Regions from separate parts of the Homo sapiens genome. Here region 2 is linked to region 1. The links are chromatin contacts, found by Hi-C in ENCODE. All regions are on one chromosome and are shown on one strand. Each heading gives the region's core, a stretch centred on a gene start or an enhancer-like site at or near the end of the contact. The rest is flanking DNA. Distances are from core to core; before and after follow the strand shown.

Region 1 (2,700 bases), core at 16-2,515:
GAAAAAGGGTGTACTTACTGTGTAACTGGAAGAATAACCTGAAGGGTAAAATTCAGGGGCATTCACAGACAGCTTAGACATTAATACAGGAGCTACAACCACCTGGGGCTTAGCCATTGCTGACTCCGAGTTCTGCTGTGGGATTTTATCCTGTGAACTAGGTGGAGCTCTCAGGGGCCTCGTTTGCTCTGCAAAAGAAAAAAAAACGGGGCGTCAGATGCATTCTTTCCTTTGTACAGCAACTTGCTATATACTGAAAAACCATCTGAAAAGCGTCTGTTTTTAAGAGTTAAACAGGAACCATCATGAAATTTATGGTTATCGCCGGAATGTGTACAGACAGCCTACAAAAAGGAACAATAGACTTGCTGTGACTCCGTTATGGGCATACCTGCCTCTCAAATGAGTGCTTGCGAGCTTTTTTCCTCTCTGTCGTTTTAAAGGGGTCGGTGGAAAAGAGGTGGTTACTCGCTAGGGTCTCGCTTTAGAGGGCTGCTGAGGGGAGGCGATTTTTACTTCCTCCCGGGACCCCGAACTCCGAGACCGCGCACCCGGCCCCTCCCCCCAGCCAGGCGCACAAAGGATTCCAGCAGACACCTTCCAAACCCGGTTCCGGGCCCGTCCCTACCCGGTCACGCGGCCCTCTCGGGGAATGCTTTCGGGGAACCGGGGGTGGGGACCGCAGACAGCGCGTCGGGCCTCGGCACGCGTGGAGGGCCGTGGGGAAGCGTTCGCCAAGGAGGACTGGGGCCCTTAGAGCTGCTCCGTACCTGGGAGCGCCCCGGGCCGGGAAGGCCGCTGGGGGCTGGCGGGGACCTCGCACTGGGCCCCTGGCGGCGGGGTCGTCCTGGGCTGGCGCAGCGGCGGTGGCTGCAGGAAGCCCGGGGCTTTGGGTTGCGGCGGCTGGTGCCGCGCCCGCTCAGCAGGCCCCGCTCCGTTCGGGAAACCGCCGCCCTCAGGCCCGCCCCCTCCGCGGCCCAGGCCCCGGCTCCGGCCCCGACCAGCACCTGGGGCCCGATCGAAACCGTCCGACATGCTCCTCCTCCTCCGCCTCCTCCTCCAGGGGCCGCTGCCGCTGCGCTCGCGATAGGACGCGGGGGGAAGGCGCCGCGGGTCGGCTATAGCCGCCGCGCCTCACTCGGGCCTCATGGAGGAGGAGGGCGGCGGGCCCCGGCTCGGCTGCTCGGTGCTTCTGGCGGAGCGGACGGCAGCCCGAGCACCCGCCGCTCCAGAGCGCCCGCCCCGCTCGGCTACCCTCGGCTTTCCAGTTCTCCCCCAAAACCCGGCTCCCCGCCTTCGGCGCGGCAGGGGCGCAGGCGGGTCACAGCGGCCCCCTGCGGCCCGGAGGCCCGGGACGCGCCCGCGAGGATCCTCCAGTTCGCGGCTGGCCGGCCGCCGGGCCCAGCAGGCCGCCCGCCGAGTGGCGTCTTGGCCACCTGCCGGCCCGCAGCCAGGCTCGGGCAGGGGCATCTCGGTTCCGGGGCCAGGCTGGGGGGGATGAGGGATGAGGGGTGAGGGGGACGCTTACCACAGGCAGGCCCGACCTACTCGGTAGTTCTCAGGAGAGACGTGCGAGACCGACAGTTGACGCCCGGGAAATAAAAACACGGGGGGAGGGGGCGTGGACCCTGCGCCAGGGTTCGCTGGCGCACAGGTGTGTTCAATGACTCGGCTCCGGCCGAGACCCGCGGACTGCTGAGGAGTGGTCCCTGGGAGACTGTCACCTGCTCCGTTAGCATCGGGGGAAGGGAGTAGAAACGGAATCAAAATATGTGTCCCCTCTTTAATTCACCCTAGGTGTTTACCACAGTAGGTCACACCTACGTTTAACAAGCTTCGTTCTCTTCCCGTTAACCTTCCCCTCCAGAAATTTCAAGAAAATGTGCTACCTTTCAGTGTAACTCTGCCCTCTTTTTCATCTTGCATCAGTGCTGTCCAATGAAAATATAATGCGAGCCACAAATGCAAGCCACTTATGTAATTTTACATTTTGGAGAAGCCACATTAAATGAGTGAAAAGAAACAGGTGTGGCCAGGCGCAGTGGCTCACGCCTGTAATCCCAGCACTTTGGGAGGCCGAGGGGGGCGGATCACCTGAGGTCGGGAGTTCGAGACCAGCCAGACCAACATGGAGAAACCCCGTCTCTACTAAAAATACAAAGTTAGCCGGGCGTGGTGGCACATGCCTGTAATCCTAGCTATTCTGGAGGCTGAGGCAGGAGAATCGCTTGAACGCAGGAGGCAGAGGTTGCAGTGAGCCGAGATCGTACCGTTGCACTCCAGCCTGGGCAACAAGAGCCAAACTCTGTCTCAAAAAACAAAACAAAACAAAACAAAAACCAGGTGAAATTAATTTAAATTTATTTAATCCATTATGTTCAAAATGGTTTTTTAACATGCGATTTAAAATATTAAATATTTTCTCTGTTTTTTAGATACTAGTTGAAATCCAGTGTATATTTTACACTTATGGCACATCTTAGTCGGGATTGGCACATTTCAAGGGCTCAAGAGCCACATGTGGCTAGTGGCTACTGCGTTGCACAGCACAATTCTAGATTTTATTAATATGTAAATTGTTGTTTTTGTCAGGCCTGACAGTATTAATGCCAAATAAAGGATAGATGAATATAAGTAACGACAAGGAAGGAAAAATTGATTTCTTTACTGTTGGATTGATCCATCTCCATAAATTCTGAT
Region 2 (2,700 bases), core at 164-2,663, 610 kb before region 1:
GATAGGACTTTACGTGAATCTCATTAATTCCATGTCTTGATGTAATTTGCTCCTAAGATTAAGGTTCCCACCCACCTCCCTGTAATCTAATTTGGACCGCTCATGAGACCAGAAGAGTATAAAAACGCAAAAGATGTTGATTTCTGAATCCCAGATACCCGGTGTCAGCTGGTGAAAGAAGGACGCGATGAAGTTGCTGTCTCCCCTCGGAGTTTGGCAGGCCCGGGATTCCACAAAGGAGTAGGCGCGGCCAGCCGCCTCCAGCCCTGAGCTCAGTAAATTCGGTGTCCTGAATGCTCCCTTCCTGTCCTTACCACTGCGAGCTCTCTTGGGACAGCTTTCTAGGTTCCACTGCGACCTACTTTCCGCTCCCTGAGTGCTTCTTTGCTGAAACTGCAGGCGAAAAGATCTCTTTCCCAGACCGCAGCGCACTTTGAGAAGGGGCTCAAAGTCGCCCGCTCTGAATCCGGCACCGGCAAATAGGAGTAGCCGCAGGCGCCCTCTGGAGAGCTGGAGACTGCAGAGGGTCCCAACGGACGCCTGCCCCCGCAGCATCCCTCTCAACTCGCCCCTTGCTTCGTGGACAGACGACTGGGGCCGGAGACGTCCGTCCGAGGAGACCTTTCAGAGTGTCAGCCTACTACTGTCCCGCCGAAGCCACCAACCGAAGTTCCAAGACTGCTGGCTGCAGATTGCATGCGCTTGAGGGCAGACGCCCTAAGAAGGTGTCCACCGCCGCCTTTGATGTCCTGAGCCCTGAGATTTTCTCTGAGATCCTTCCATTGACGATCGTCTTGTAACAGATGATGTTACAGTAACACCTGAGTTCTCTCAAACGCGATGGAAGAAGTTTTGCCTTCAAATCAGTTTGTGCCATTTTCTTTCCCCTTCTCAATAAAATTGTACACAAATGTGGCCGGGCGCGGTGGCTTACGCCGGTAATCCCAGCAATTTGGGAGGCCCAGTCGGGTGGATCACTTGAGGTCAGAAGTTCGAGAACAGCCTGACCAACATGGTGAAACCCCGTCGCTACTAAAAATACAAAATAAGCCAGGCATGGTGACGCATGCCTGTAATCCCAACTACTCGGGAGGCTGAGGCAGGAGAATCGCTTGAACCCTGAGGCAGAGGTTGCAGTGAGCCGAGATGGTGTCATTGCACTCCAGCCTGGGCAACAAGAGCAAAACTCTGTCTCAAAAATATAAAATAAAATAAAATAGGACACAAATGTTAAATTTCTGTTACCTGGGTTCCTGCTGATGAAGGTAAGGACGGGGCATAGGAGCGGGGCGGCTGGTTGCTGGTGCCAGGACTGGCACGGGACTCTGGGTCGCCTAGGTTTGCTGATTGCAGGGCAGAAGTAGTGTGTCTTATCCAGAGACTGGAGGGAAGGATCAGCCAGGAGTTGTGCATGGCAGGTGACTCACAGGCTGGGCCTACAGGAAATGTGGTTAACAGGCAGCAGGCCTGAGAACTTAGTGCAGGAAATTCTCTTGTTCCAAGTCCCTGGAACTTTTCCCTCTGAGGGTTTGCACTGTTATATCTTGAGAGCTTGCTAAACTCACTCATGAGTGCTGGAACTTTTCTTTTAGACTCCTTAAGATTTTCTACATAGACTCATATTCTGCAGGTATGGATATTTTCATTGTTTCGCTTCCAATTTTTATGATTTTTAACACATTTTCTCACCTTATTGCACTGGCAAACAATTCCAGTACATTGTTGAATAGAAATGGTGAGAGTGGATATTTGTGCCTTGTTCCTGATTCCATGGGAAAAACGTTGAGTCTGTCATTATTACATACCACGTTTGCTATAGGTTTTTGTAGATTTTTTTTGGTTGAGGAAATTCCCTCTGTTCCCATGATGCTGAGAGTTGGTTTTTAAATTTTAAATCATAAATGGTATAGATTTTAAGTGCTTTTTGTGCATCATTTGATAGGATTATACGGTGTTTCTCATCTAGGCTATCAATAAGGCAAATTATATTATTTGACTTTCGAGCATTAAACTAGCCCTCCATCTGGAATAATCTTACTTGGGCGTGGTATTGTTCTTTATTTTTTTTGAGACGGAGTCTCGCTCTGTCGCCCAGGCTGGAGTGCAGTGGTGCGGTCTCGGCTCACTGCAAGCTCCGCCTTCCGGGTTGACGCCATTCTCCTGCCTCAGCCTCCCAAGTAGCTGGGACTACAGGCACCCACTACCACCCCCGGCTAATTTTTTGTATTTTTTTTTTTTAGTAGAGACAGGGTATCACTGTGTTAGCCAAAATGGTCTCGATCTCCTAACCTCGTGATCCGCCGGCCTCGGCCTCCCAAAGTGCTGGGATTACAGGCGTGAACCACTGCGCCTGGCCCAAGGCATGGTATTGTTCTTTAACATATATTTCTGACTGCCATTTGTTAGTATTTTGGTGAGGATTTCTGCATCTATGCTTAGGTGCAATATTGGTCAGTAGCTTTCTCTTAGCGTACTGTGTGTGCCAGGAAAGTGCTGATCTCATAAAATAAATTGGGAAGTATTCCATATTCTTTTATTTACTAGAATAAGTCATGTAGAATTCATCTTATTTATTCTTTAAATATTTGGTAAAAAATAGTCAATGAAATTGTAAGAAACTCTAGGTTTGTTTTTTGGAAGATTTTTTGACCATGAATTCAATATCATTAACGATGACTGTGGATCTTGCAGGGTTGATCC

The links. A loop is a pair of places that touch in the nucleus more often than their neighbours do. Pooled maps may share reads with other maps.
Region 2: a pooled map shows a loop between it and region 1 (4-fold over the local background). The contact joins the enhancer-like site here to the promoter of PAIP1 in region 1. A Hi-C loop is called at or near these places in 3 of 168 maps with a recorded cell type or tissue (endothelial cell of umbilical vein, naive thymus-derived CD4-positive, alpha-beta T cell and natural killer cell), 4 of 37 single-sample maps with no recorded cell type and 14 of 50 pooled maps.

Annotation. Positions count from the first base shown.
Region 1 is chr5:43,555,812-43,558,511 of GRCh38, forward strand. It overlaps PAIP1 (poly(A) binding protein interacting protein 1), which reads right to left and starts at 1,266. Exons shown (of 11, transcript NM_006451.5): 1 at 771-1,266; 2 at 19-188. The coding sequence starts at 1,035. RefSeq lists a silencer at 702-1,561.
Region 2 is chr5:42,943,743-42,946,442 of GRCh38, forward strand. No RefSeq gene overlaps it. Among named protein-coding and RNA genes, the nearest start is that of FLJ32255, 48 kb to the right of the region's middle. Within about 2 kb of position 1,414, at least 4 of the 41 ENCODE cell types and tissues checked have a DNase peak (open chromatin) inside an H3K27ac peak, as active enhancers do.